Regions from separate parts of the Homo sapiens genome. Here region 2 is linked to region 1. A link is a loop called in an ENCODE intact Hi-C map of the cell type or tissue named here. Cell type or tissue: B cell. All regions are shown on one strand. Each heading gives the region's core, and the rest is flanking DNA. Links, peaks and the distances in the headings are about the cores only.

The links. Hi-C counts contacts between places; a loop is a spot of excess contacts. Peaks named below come from ENCODE experiments on the same cell type or tissue, not always from the same donor. Only the 100,000 strongest peaks of a DNase experiment are listed, where the experiment ranks them.
Region 2: a loop joins it to region 1, with 2.0 times the contacts of the local background. A loop is called at or near these places in 3 of 110 quality-filtered maps.

Annotation. Positions count from the first base shown.
Region 1 is chr2:168,087,119-168,093,935 of GRCh38, forward strand. The region is part of intron 10 of STK39 (serine/threonine kinase 39); the gene reads right to left. Among named protein-coding and RNA genes, the nearest start is that of B3GALT1-AS1, 150 kb to the left of the region's middle. RefSeq lists a silencer at 3,508-3,557. In B cell, for the core only: no CTCF peak of the experiment used is centred there; a DNase peak (open chromatin) is centred at 3,533; H3K27ac peaks cover 1,149 bases.
Region 2 is chr2:168,027,857-168,034,673 of GRCh38, forward strand. The region is part of intron 14 of STK39 (serine/threonine kinase 39); the gene reads right to left. Among named protein-coding and RNA genes, the nearest start is that of B3GALT1-AS1, 90 kb to the left of the region's middle. RefSeq lists an enhancer at 3,260-3,309. In B cell, for the core only: no CTCF peak of the experiment used is centred there; a DNase peak (open chromatin) is centred at 3,295.

The DNA of each region.
Region 1 (6,817 bases), core at 2,355-4,854:
GTAAGACCAAAGGAAAACGCAGAAACCAAATGTTTGGCTCCAGAGCAGAGTCGAGGTTGCTTAGGATACAGCAATAAGTTAAGAGTTAGCTTACCTGCAGAAGAAAGAGGGGTGGCGAAGAGAAAGAGAAGCACACAGCCAACCAAATATGGCTCCAGGCAGGGCTGGAACCAGAAGATTTCTGACAAGCAACAGAGAAACACACTGCGATGGTCAGTTCTAGTTGTCAGGTTGACTGTGCTAGTGCCCACAGTTACTCCCTCCAACACTAAGCTAGGCATTGCTGTGAAGGCATTTGTTAGACGTGATTAAGTCCATAATTGACTTTAAGTAAAGGGAAATTATCCTTGATAATCTGGGTGGGCCTGATTCAATACGTGGAAAAGCTTTCAGAGCTGAGCTAAGGCTTCTCTGAAGAAATTCCATCTGGGGACAACAGCTTTAGCTGTGCCCTAGAGCTCCAGCTTGCTCTTCCTGACAGCCTACCCTGGGAATGTTAGGCTTGCCTAGACCGCCCCCATAAATCAAGTAAGCCAAGTCCTTGCAATGTATCTCTTTATAGGTCTCTCCTACTGGTTCTGTTTCTCCTGTTGAAGCCTGACTGATACACTAAAATCCAGCAGCCTCACTATCGGTATTTATAAACAAAAGGCAAATTAGCTAGCAGAAGAGCAATACCCCCCATAACAGAATATGTTAATGTCTCTAAGTGAAATATTAAGAGAAACTGAACTGAAAGGACAAAAAATGAAAACTAAGATGATATGAATTACCATAACTTAAGAGAGACTAAATTCTTACCTTACAAAGACACCTGAAATAAAGATCAGGGGTTAGCTACTGGTTAAACATCATTTATGTTAGGTCTAAGAAATATAATCGACACCACCCCCTTGGAAAACCTTCTGTCAAGAACTACGTCTGCTTAGGGATTAATGACCCGAGAAAAAACCTGGAAAGACACTCAAATGCACTGATTTTTGTGGAATGGAAACTCCATTCAGACTCACAAGATGTAATATAGAAAATATTCCTAATATTCTAATTTCACTAAGATATCTGATTTTTTTCAACATACAAATGTATGCAAACATTTCAGAATAACTTTTAAATGTCACTACCAAGGGGGTTCCTTCATAAAAATTATTACTAACTGCCCTAAAGATACATTTGGTCTATTACTCAGCTTACAGTTCCTGGATAAATGGCAGCAATAGGCTCTCTGAAAAAGTAGGTCAATACATAGTCAATTTTCAGTGTGGTCTCTATTATCAAGGACCAAGTCAAGTCTATCACCTGCATAGAGAGAGATATATACATGATATGCCTCTTCCATGTGAAAAAGGAGGCACAGAAATCAGTTGCTATCCTGTCCCCCAGCAGCAGAACTTCACAGTTCCTCACTGTTGATCAGAGTGTGAGTTTCAAATAGAAACATGTTTTTATTCTTCCTGGTTAGAAAATTAATTCAAATCCATATTATGGAATAGTATGTAGCCAGTAACAAGTATCAGAGACCATCAAAATATAACAAGTAGAAAAGGCTAATAGAGAACAGCATCCACCACTGTGTAAAAGAAAATGAGGAGAGGCACACATACACATTTCTAGATATGTTCGTATATGCACATAGCATTTTGGGAAGCATTTACAGGATGTGGTAATGCCTACTGGGTTGGAGACTTTTTCACCATGTTGTACACTTCAAGGAGGCCCAATAAATAACCCTCTCTCCTCCTATCACTAAACTAACTTAGAAATCAGACCAGTAAGCATAAAAGGATCAAAAATCACCCTTATTACTTATAAAGGTGATATCTGAGATTGTGGCTTAAACACTGAGTAAACAGCCTTTCTTTCTCAGTTGAGAAACTGATCTCTAGATTTCGAAGAGACTCCCCTAGGGCTCCCCAGCGATGTTAATCAGCACATTCCTCCCTCACACCGGTGGTCCTCAGTGACCAAGGGTACCTCCCTGGGTGAGCAGGCCAGCTCCAGGAGAAAGTGAGGAAGACGGAGTGGGGCCACAGTTTTGTGCCTGATTTTTCCCTCCAAATTCACTAATCAGGTAAGTTCCTAGGCAAAGAGTGTCCTAGAATGTTTTGCTAAAGGAACATCAGGAGTGGAAAAGCAACATTCTCCCTGCCTTCTTCGTCCAGTAAAGGTTTTGCATCATTTGAATTTTTATCATTATGAGTTACACTGTCAGTCAAAACAGAAGTATCTAAAAATTAAAAACATACTTCTTTTAAAAAACACAAACAACATGGAAGCAGATAAAACAGAAAGTATAAGTAACCACTTCCTGTTTCTAAACAAGGTACAAAGATGTGACTTTCAATGGAAGGATAAGTTGCCTAATAACTTTTCAAGAACTAAAAAATGAAAAATATTTCTAAAACCTCAACATGACAATATGGTCAAATCAAGAATGTCAACTTATTTTCACCTGCATTTATTGCAATACATGTTAACAACTTAGGATTTCTAACATTTTTAATAGATGTATTCTTTGAGACAGTTTCGCTCTTGTTGCCCAGGCTGGAGGGCAATGGCGCAATCTCGGCTCACCACAACCTCCGCCTCCCAGGTCCTAGCAATTCTCCTGCCTCAGCCTCCCGAGTAGCTGGGATTACAGGCGCCCGCCACCACGCCCAGCTAACTTTGTATTTTTAGCAGAGATGGGGCTTCTCCATGTTGGTCAGGCTGGTCTCGAACTCCTGACCTCAGGTGATGCACTTGCCTTGTCCTCCCAAAGGCATGAGCCACCGCACCTGGTCTAATATTTTATTTTTATGCAACAAATTCTGGAATGAAGACTCACTGTTATAATAAGCTATTTGGTTTGGTCAATGAAACTGCCATTAAGTTTTTGAATGCATAGTAATGTAAAGATATGAGTTCATGTTTATTAATACTCTGCTTTTCCATTCCTCTCCGAGGTAGCTGAGTTTGTGTTCTTCTACATTCTGTCTACAGAATAATGGATACTGTTGTTTTTGTTAAGGTGGCATTTGCTACAAAATTCCAAAGATATTGAGAAAATGTTCTAGCATATAAGAAAATTTGGAAGTGGGAAAGCATGTATCCCGAAAGTAAGATGCAGTTACATCTGTTCTGTGTCCCTATATTTAGAGTATCCTGCATTTAGTAGGGACCAAAGATACATTTGTTGAATGAATGAATGAATGAATGAATAACAATTTTCTGCTCCCTGAAGAAGGTCTTGCCAGAGCAAACCTGCACCACAAGGAAACTTCTCCCCATCTTCCCTCATGCTTTCCCCTTAGAGAGGGATGTCAGGAGCTAGTGACATTGTATCCTAGAACTGCTGAAGGGATATGAAGAAAAAGAAAAGTAAAGAGGACTCCATTAGTTTCTGAAACCCTTTAGTTCCCCATATCCAACATAACTGAAACTCGAGCAGTCAACAGAAAACCTTGCTCTGAAACTGTTCACCTCTGTGAACCAGCACTCAACACAGACACTACTAGTGCACAACAGGTACCGTAGAAATATTAGTTGAACAAGTCAAATAAATACCCTAGGCTAAAACGTAAGACACAGGAACATTCTGGGCCAAGAGTCTCACCCTGAGACTCAAAGGCATTTTACCATGTCCTCAGAAAACAACCATCTTTTGCCATCACCGGCCTTTTCGCTGTGGGGATGTGGTTAATAGTGATGAGTATAGGGAGGCTGAGGGGCTTAATTTATTCCATCTGCTTAAGCAAAGTAGCAGCTGGTGTCAAGAAAACTCTGGGCCTTCCTCTAAGTATCTTGAAGATACTGCGAGGAAAGGCATGGTTCTAAACGCCAAATAATGACAGAGCTGATGATCAAAATAGATGGGCCCATCTGCCTCTGAGATGACATATTAACATCCTATCGTGCTGGGAATAATTCAAAGAAGCAAACAGACCCATGTTGGTTCACTAAAATCATTTTCCCCTTGTAATCAACTCATTTCACTATCATGCTGTCTGCAAAGGGCAGAGACTTCAGATGTGAGGATAGAAACACAAACAGGTGCACACACACACACACACACACACACACACACACATGATACAGCACAGACTTAAACTCTGGTTTGAAAGACTGAAGGGTCTGATTCCAGCACAAGTTTAAATTGATAGGAAAGAAGAGCCAATGACTGCATCACAAGGTCCCTATGCAGAAACATGCCTCACATTTAAACTTCTACTCCATCTCCACAGCTCACTCCACCCAAGTTATCTTCTCATGTCTCTCTCATTCAAAACTCACAAAAATATAAGGAGACAAGGAATCCCCTGAATTCCCATTGGAGGCTAGAGCCTCTGAGGGAGATGAGATAGGAACTGCCAGAAAGCTGCCCCAAGTCCTGGTGGGACAGTGTTGTCATCACACAAACTGTTTAGCTGTGGTGTCAGATTCCTCAGTTATTGGGTCAGAAAGGCAGAAAGATTATCACCCTATGTGCAGAAAGACTGACAGGTGTGACACGCTGACGTTGTGTGTCAAAATGAGAGAAAAACAGACCTTCAACTTTCTCTTCTTCTTGGCTACTACATTCATTTTTGTTACCTTTTTTTTAATGAAAATGTTCATAAATGCATAAGGTGAAAATAGGATAACAAACCTCTTTTACTCACCTTCAACATTATCAACATTTTGCCAATCTGATTTTATCTATACATTCCAACTCTTTTGCTTCAGTATTTTTAAACTAAATCCCAAACATGGTATCATTTTACCTGTAAATACTTCAGTATGCTTCTCTGATAAGGACATTTAAAAACATGATCACAATATCATTTTCCCAAAGAACAAAATCACCAATAATTCCTTAGAATCTAATATCAGTCTACGTTCAATTTTGTCCTACTGTCTCAAAAATGACTTTTTCAGTTTACTTATTCAAAACTGGATCCCCCCAAAATCCAAATGTGGTCCACACTCTGAAATCTATAACCATTGTTGTCAGGGTCTCTCTTAGAGCCATCATATCCACTTAAACAAGCTCCGATTTAGATGCTGCTGTTTCAGCCAAAAGGACAGAGTAGGAACGTCAGTGTTTTCCTATTGCTAACAGAGAACACCATCTTCACAGGGATCAGACACCTGTTCCTTACATCATCAGGACAATTCTCAGTCCTCAAGGAAAGCAATAATGGAAGCTCCACTGTAAAAATGCTCCAGACAGGAGTTTTATCTCAGGGGCAATGTCTCAACTGTGATCAAATTCAATACTAAAAAGGGCCATAAATTCTATCTTGTTAATTCATTTCATACTAACAGAAGACTGCTAGAGCAGCAAAATAAATAACACAGATTTACCTGTAAATGGTTCTCAAAGACTATGTATTCTAATTCATCTATTTTCCTAACAAGGGCCAGCCACTGATTTTAAAAACAAACAAGAAATAACATAGCTGTATATGTATATTCTCACACAGTGAATAAAGATAAAATACCGTTTAAAAAATTCAAGCTTCAGAATCCATGGTAAGATAGAGGAGAACAGGTATTGAGAAAAACTGAGTTTCACAAGTAACCCAGGTCACACTGCAGGACCTAAGCTTCTTTATCTAAGGATCTAATCCTCTCATCACATCTGCTCATCGTTAGTAAAACTAGGTATATTTGAGTACCATCATTTTTTTTTCTTTTTCTACCTAATCCCAATAAGAGTCCAATGGCCGCATTGTAGATGGCTAAAAGCAGAAGGGCAAAAGGCACTCAGAAAATTCAGAACACGGAAGAGAATCAGTTCTTGAGTTAAGAGGCTGTGTGCAGGCTACGCACTCCCAGGGTACGGAATCTTTCGCACACAATGTTCTCAGCTGTCACTCCCGTGGTTGGACACACATGTTTCTCTCTCCAGGCCACCCTCTCCTGTGATTTGCAGACATGCATATTGGTCTCCTGTGCATCTCCCCCTGGAAGCCCTGCAAGAATCTCTCGCTCAACACATTCAGAATGTTCAGCATCTTTCCCAGGAAATGTTTCCTCCCATCTTCCAAACAGTCTGTAAGTCAGAAAGCAGGGAGTCAGTCTGAGCTTTTCCATAAAGCTCTCCTTATCCTTCACCATCTTCTCAAACTCCCATTCCCATGAAAACCTTTCAAGACCTAAGCTGTACTAGTCCATTCTCATACTGCTATGAAGAAATACCCAAGACTGGGTAACTCATAAAGAAAAAGAGGTTTAATGGACTCACAGTTTCACATGGCTAGGGAGGCCTCACAATCATGGCAGAAGGCGTGGGAGGAGCTAAAGCAACATCTTACATGGCAGCAGGCACATGAGCATGTGCAAGGGAACTGCCCTTTATAAAACCATCAGATCTCATGAGACTTATTCACTGTCACAAGAACAGCATGGGAAAACCCGCCCCCATGATTCAACTACCTCCCAACGGGTCCCCATGGATTATGGGAGCTACAATTCAAGATGAGATTTGGGTGGGGACACAGCCAAACCATAAGTCATGTCAACCCTGCCTCCTAAATATCTCTTCTACCTATTCTCTGCCTGCTCTGCCTTTGTTCCCACCTATCCTCACTTGCACAGCACAGTCTGCCAACTACCAGTCCACCAACCTGACCCCTGCTTCCAGTCTTATCCCTCTAAACCACAACACACTGCCACACTGCTGCCTCAGAGCTCTCTCTAAAGGCAAACTGGTCGCTGCATGTCTCTACTGAAATTCTTATCACAGCTCCTCATTTGTGGGTGGTGGGGGGAAAGCCCAATCTCCTCATCAAGACACAGGGACACTTTTTGCTCTGGCTCCTGCCCACCTCTGCATATCTTCCCTCTATTTCAATCA
Region 2 (6,817 bases), core at 2,183-4,682, 59 kb before region 1:
TGACACCGACACTAGCAGTGCACACATGTCAGCCTTTCATGGAGAGATCTCTAATACTCAGTCCAGGGCTGACACATGAATAAATCGCATGCAGAAATATAAATAACAGACTTCTTCCCTAGCTACGAAAAAGAGTTTTCATCTAGAAGTAATCCAAACTAAGTTAAGGTGATTTTCTCTGACAGAAACCTCTGGAAAATCTCCATGCCTGCCAGGTGAAGGGCATGGCTGTTTCCTCTCCCTAACCTTACCCACTCTTCAACCTAAACAACCATGGTGGACTCTTTTTTTTTCTCTATTACATAATAGTTTCAAAAATTATAAAAAACATTTCAACATACAGGAATGTGCAAAGAGTAATACAATGAATACACATGTGCCTACCATCCAGAATTTTAAAAATGGTAATATTTTGTCATATTTACTTCAGAGCTGAATACATAAAATTTTAAGAATGTTTCACCTACACAGCACAAAGTCACTTGTGTTACATCCCAGCTATAGTAAATCAGGAGAGAACAGGTCATTGTGTAAGGGTGCTGCTTCCTGTCAAGATTATGGAACTATAATGTCACATGTAGCAAGCAGTCCTTTTCAGCATTTAGGATGTCTAGTGAATATATTTATTGAACTTATTTTCACTTATGGGGCAAAGGGGAAAAGGAGTAATCATATAAATACCAGACTCATGTTAATGGCAGGTAGGAGCAGAAACATGATAGTCTGGTCAAAGTTCACACTTTTTTGTAGCAGGAAAAAATGTTAATCATGCTCACTATGTAAGGATCTCTGTAGATCACTGTTCTTTTCAATCAACTGATACAGGACCAGCCTTCATTAACATTATTTGTGCCTTTAAGTTTAGGGTGTGGTGGGTTTTACTGCAGAGAACTCACAGACTCATCATTGTCTCTGTGATGTATACCTCTCTCCCATGCATGAGGCTCCCAAACCAACACGCTAAGTACTTTCTAACAGGAATGTAAAGGCATCTATAAGACATGAACCTAATATGTGTCCATTTGGGACCCAGACATCATGTCTTAGTAGGTGTATTTATACAAACTGAACAGTATATGGCGAGGTGGGTGGAGCTGCACACATTGGTACATTCTGAGATAAATGCATTTTTAAGACAATAGAAGTTTATATCTTTAAGGCACAAACTGTTACAAACTCTAACTATTAAGGACAATTATGGTTTTTGCCAACTAGTTATTTGGTTTAATTCTTGCAAGAAGGATGTTAAATAGTTTCAAAATTAAACTAAATATATAACTGAACATTTTGTTGTTAAAAATAACAGACATTAATTAAAAGGAATGCAGAAAGAGACATTAGTACATACTTGAGATGTCAGTTACTCCAACTGAGCACCGGATTTAGCTTTACTTGCCTGAAACTAAGGCAGAAAAGGGAAACTGTTGCATAGTATAGTTCTAACTTCATCAAAAGAGAAACATGCAAGGCAGATTTTGTTTATCTTGGCATTAATTTCAGGGAAAATTTTATTATGGAAGACCCTTTATAAGGGACACTGAGTAATGTCTTCAACTTATGTTACAAAAGACAGAAGCCTTTTTCATATAAATGTCTTCAACCATATGGTGCAAACGATGAAAGTTTTTTTCTCCCAGGTGCTGAAGACACAATATTAAATCTTGCCTGAGTGATGGCATTTCTGCTGGGAGCTGAAATAATACATCAGAAGCACATTGTTTACTGATGATTTACCTCAACAGAGGGAGCTCAAAGAACCTGGAGAAATGGATCGCCTATACACACTTCTTCCTGAGGCCCCAAAAGTGTCTTGTCAAGTGCTACAAAGGGCGATTTCATGACTGCTTTCTCCGACGGGTATTTGAAGGGGTCTGAAAGTCTATGTACTGATTAGACATAGATCTTTCCCCTTAGCTAAACCATCTGTAGGAAGCAGAAGTAACATTCTGCCATGAACATGCAGGAGACTGGCTTATGTCCTCTCTTGGAAAGCTGGTGGCTAACACCTAAGAGAGTGGGTTGCTGGATGTGGCAACTTCCAAAGGAAGTTCTGTGTCTGGCCAACACCTTGGACATGTACTCAGCTAAATCTCCCAATTTTGGGCCGGGTGCGGTGGCTCATGCCTGTAATCCAAGCACTTTGGGAGGCCGAGGTGGGCGGATCACGAGGTCAGGAGATAGAGACCATCCTGGCTAACACGGTGAAACCCCGTCTCTACTAAAAAATACAAAAAATTAGCCAGGTGTGGTGGCGGGCGCCGGTAGTCCAGCTACTCGGAAGGCTGAGGCAGGAGAATGGCATGAATCTGGGAGGCGGAGCTTTCAGTGAGCCGAAATCCAGCCACTGCACTCTAGCCTGTGTGACAGAGCGAGACTCTGTCTCAAAATAATAATAATAATCTCCCAATTTTGTTGCTTCAGAATAGGGAAGAAGTAATTTTTTTTGCTTAAAAGTTTTAAAGATGTGTGTGATTAATCAAGTGAGTTAGCCATAGAGAACCAGCATAAATCACAAAAAATATAAAGTGAGCAGACAATACATTCTTTAAACTTTAGCCAAGAAATCACAGAAATAGAAACATACTTTAATTTTCCTATTCCTGTAATTTTACTATTAATGTATATGTGTAATCGAATCCAGGGGAAATTATATTAAAGATTAGCAAATTTAAAAGGAAAATGATCACTCATCAAAGGAAAAAACTGTGAAGAACTAATTAATAAGAAGTGTTAACGCCAGTGTCCTCCAGGGTAGAAATGTAAGCAGAATCCCCCTGACTTTTCCACAGGTGGTACTGCAAGATAATTAAATTTGATGATGAATGAGATGGAGCAAGTATTTCCCCTTTTGATCCACTTCAGGTAAAAGGCCTGTAAGTAACTGCATTTACAGTCTAGGATGAATGACCCTTGGGCAGAGCCACTATAAATCCTCAAGTTCAACTTTTCTGAAATTACTTCAGCAAATGATTATTTATAAAATACATAGTTGCACAGAAAGTAACATTGTTCCTAGGCATTTGCTAGGTTGTTAATGTATATCAGAAGGAAACATCCATGCACGAGAATACATCAGGGCACACTTGCCAGGAGACCGGATGAGGACAGGACTTTTCATGCAGAATGTCTAAACAAACCAAAAATCCAAAGATTCTCTCAAGGCAAAAAGAAAGAAAAAATGCATCTGCTTGTTTTTGGAGGTTGGGGTTACATGGTTCTCCAATGACTAACACTCACAGGACTGAAACTCCTCTGGCCTGCCCTGGAGAAGAGCGGAGTGGGTGCCTGAAAGCTGAGAGCAGAGCTTGGAAAGCCCCTTTTAGGGTGACATCTCCCAGAAGGGCAAGGGTACCAGAAGGGGTATGATTTGCATGACAGTATTTAAAGAGACGACAAATACCTGACACTGTTTCCAGGTCAGTTTTTTACAAAATCTATTTTCTTTTTAAATCTGAAGATTCCCTCAAGTAAGAGAAGGGAAATCTGAAGCTCAGCCTTATCTGCTTCCCAGGGATGCCCCTTCTTAAGCCCCACTGCTGTTCTGCCCACACAACTCTTATTAACACAGAGTGGCCCTGAGAAGTGGCCACCACATGAAGCCTTTTCCCTTCTCATTTCTTATGGGCTGAACACACAGTTCAGATTCATGTTGAAAGCCTAACAGCCAGTACCTCAGAATGTGACCGTATTTGGGGACAGGGTCTTCAAAGAGGTAATTAAAGTTAAGTGAGATCATTAGGGTGGGCCCTAATCCAACAGGACAGGTGTCGTTATAAGAAGAGATTAGGACACAGACATGTGCCCGCACAGAGGAAAGATCACATAAGAACAGCAAGAAGGTCTTCTACAAGCCATAGAGAGAGACTTCAGGAGAAGCTAAACCTTTGGGCAGCTTCATCGTAGACTTCTAGGCGCCAGAACAATGAGAAAATAAACTCCTATTGTTTAAGCGACCCAGTTTGTGGTTCTTTGTTAAGGCAGCCCTAGCAAACTAATATACTATCTGATTCTGACAAATATTTAAAAGTCAACATTTGTCCCTTTGGTAAAAACTAAATTTGTTCTCGGCCTCTGGAACACTAACTTATACCACTCATTATTACAATGGTTTGGGAAGACATCATCCCTTCAACGGTTCCAAATAAAGTAAATAAAATGAAATCAATCACTTGGCATAGATACCAGCCACCCTAATTGGAAATTTCCAAGCACCTGAAGTTTGCCAAAAGTAGAAAAACCCTTGTGCTTATTCATGAAATATAGTCTTCAATGGTGCAATGTCAACTCCACCATGAAGGATATATCCAAGGACAAGACTTAAAAGCAGACTGGTATAATATGTAATCGTATTTCAAACGCTCAAAACATTTTCCTCAGTGTTTAAACACATGCCGTGTGATTATCAAATAATAAAGCTGATTTTTGTGTATGAGTCATGGAATCTGTATGATTAGAGCCATAACTCACATTTGGATGATTTGAAAAACTTGTTCTTTGAGAATGTTGAATAAGCAACACCCAGGGGTGTAACTGTACCACCAAGTTAAGGACTTAACAAGACTGTGGGGGTAATGTGTTTTCCATACCTAAGAATAACTAATGAAAAAGATACACCCAACAATTTCCTTCATAATGGTTTCTTCAATGACTGTCCTTTACCTAAACCGTTGACTTCTGACAAGTTTTTAAGACTAGCTTATCTTTCCTGACCTCTTGAGTAAAAATTTAATAAAGGATGTCAGGCTGGACAAAGACAAGTTCTCACTCTTCAGAAGTGTATATACAGTGCATCCTGCAAACAACCTGCTATTTGCCTCTTCACAGTAAAGTGACAGACGTGCTTTTCAGAAAGGAGGTACAAAAAAACAAAGCAAAACAAAAACCTAAAAAACAGTGCCCCTGCGACTGGAGAGAGGAAAGAAGCTCTGAAGGAAAAGATAAGAGGGCCCTTTCCCCGATGGGTAACATATAGGAGAGCTTTCCTCTATGTCTGAGGCAAAATAAAATAACCATTGATTCTCTGTCAACTTTAATTTAAGAAAATTACTTGGTTTAAGAAGAAGTCGAGTTGCTGAATGTTCATTTGAAAAATAAAAGGATGGTAAAGGTTAACAGTTATAAGCCTTTTTGGCAAATACACAGAATTCAAGAGATGGGTCAGAGGAGCTAAGATGTTGGGTAGTCTCTCTCCCCTAAAGAACCTGGCACAGGTCTGCCAACATAAGTACATTCCCAATAAATATTCATGAAGTTGAACTGAATCAAGGGATACAATAGTCGTCCTTACCTGATGCATGGCAGTATATTAAATGTAAGTATACTTGACAACATTTCTAGGTACGGAAGTCAGCAACCTTAACCCTTAATAAACACTCAAGTAACACCAGCAAAAAGAAAAAAAAAAAAGAGTTTCTGGGCTGAGAGCATTTGAGGTGCTTTGCAGGTCAGAGCTATGCTCAATAGAGGAAATATCGCATTAGGACAAAATCTAAGAAAGGTAAAGGGCTCTGTTCCATTGAAGAGACTTCCGGCTACGAAACTATTCCTCCTGAGCAGTGAGCCAACAGTCAACATTTGGGATGGTGGGTTCAGCTCAGACAAGACTCAATATATAGAAGCTGTGGCCTACTCTGGCCTTGGTATATGTAGCAGAGCTCTGGATGGCTACAAAAGCTTTACATTTATGGCTCTAAAACGCTGTTCCTGAGCCACCTGTGCACTGAGTTTCAGGCTGTTCTGAAGTGTACAATACACTTATTTTATTTGAACAGAGAAGGCAGGGGAGCATAACTCCTTGTAACAGCCTCTTTTCTGACTCCTTTCCTATCCTTTCATCAAGAGGAGTCAAAGGAGAGCACAAAGTACTTGGTTGCTTAGGCCGACTCAGCCTGTCCTACCTTGGTTTCTGGAGATAACATTCTGGAGTTTAAATACGGATTGTAACACTGACGAGCTATGAGACCTTGGGGCAATTTACTTAACTTTCCAAGTCTTTCTCTCTTCATCTATAAAATAAGGTAGTGACACGAACTACTTCATGGCATAACTATGAGGAGAAGGCATGGACAGTGCCTTCTGCAAGCACTCAGTATTAGTGAAAAAACATCAACAGCAATATGTATAATCTTTAGGTGTTGTGTTTTACAAGTCCAATCTTAGTCCCTGCCCTGAGATCTTTTCTGTCTCATCCCTTCACCTATCCTAAACAAGAGTGTAGGTATCAAATCCTCCACTGAGTCCTACAGCAGCTGCTAACAATGAACCCAACATACATAACAAGATTTGGGGGAGGCAGGCCCCTGCATGTCCTCAAGCGGCCCAGCATTGCTTGAGTAAACAGGCCCTGACCATGTGGAGGTGGAGACTGACACTCTGGCTTGGGGTTTGAAACAAAGAGACTGGGATTGACTTACCTTGATAATTGTCAGGGAGTGAAACAAGCCCATGAGAATCTGAGAAGTTTTCTGATAATCCAGCTAATAATTGTTGCCCTTATAAATAAATTTAAAGTAATGGCTTTGTTTGGTGAAATCAAAGAGCCAAGTTCATGTGAAGTTAGAAGATATAGAAGACTGAAACATGCTTAAAGTGTGTGATCCTGTCAAATCAGAGGAAGTCTCTGACGAAAAAAGGGATGGAAGAAAAGCACCCATTTTGCCAGTGGCTGGCCACCATTGCTGGTAACTCTCTTCCTCTGCACCAGAAGACAGAGCACACATGGCACTGATGTTACACACTCTCCAGCATTCAGGAACTCACTGGACTAAGGGATACCTGAAGGACCAGTGCTCCAAACACAGGGTGCTATTTAATTGTG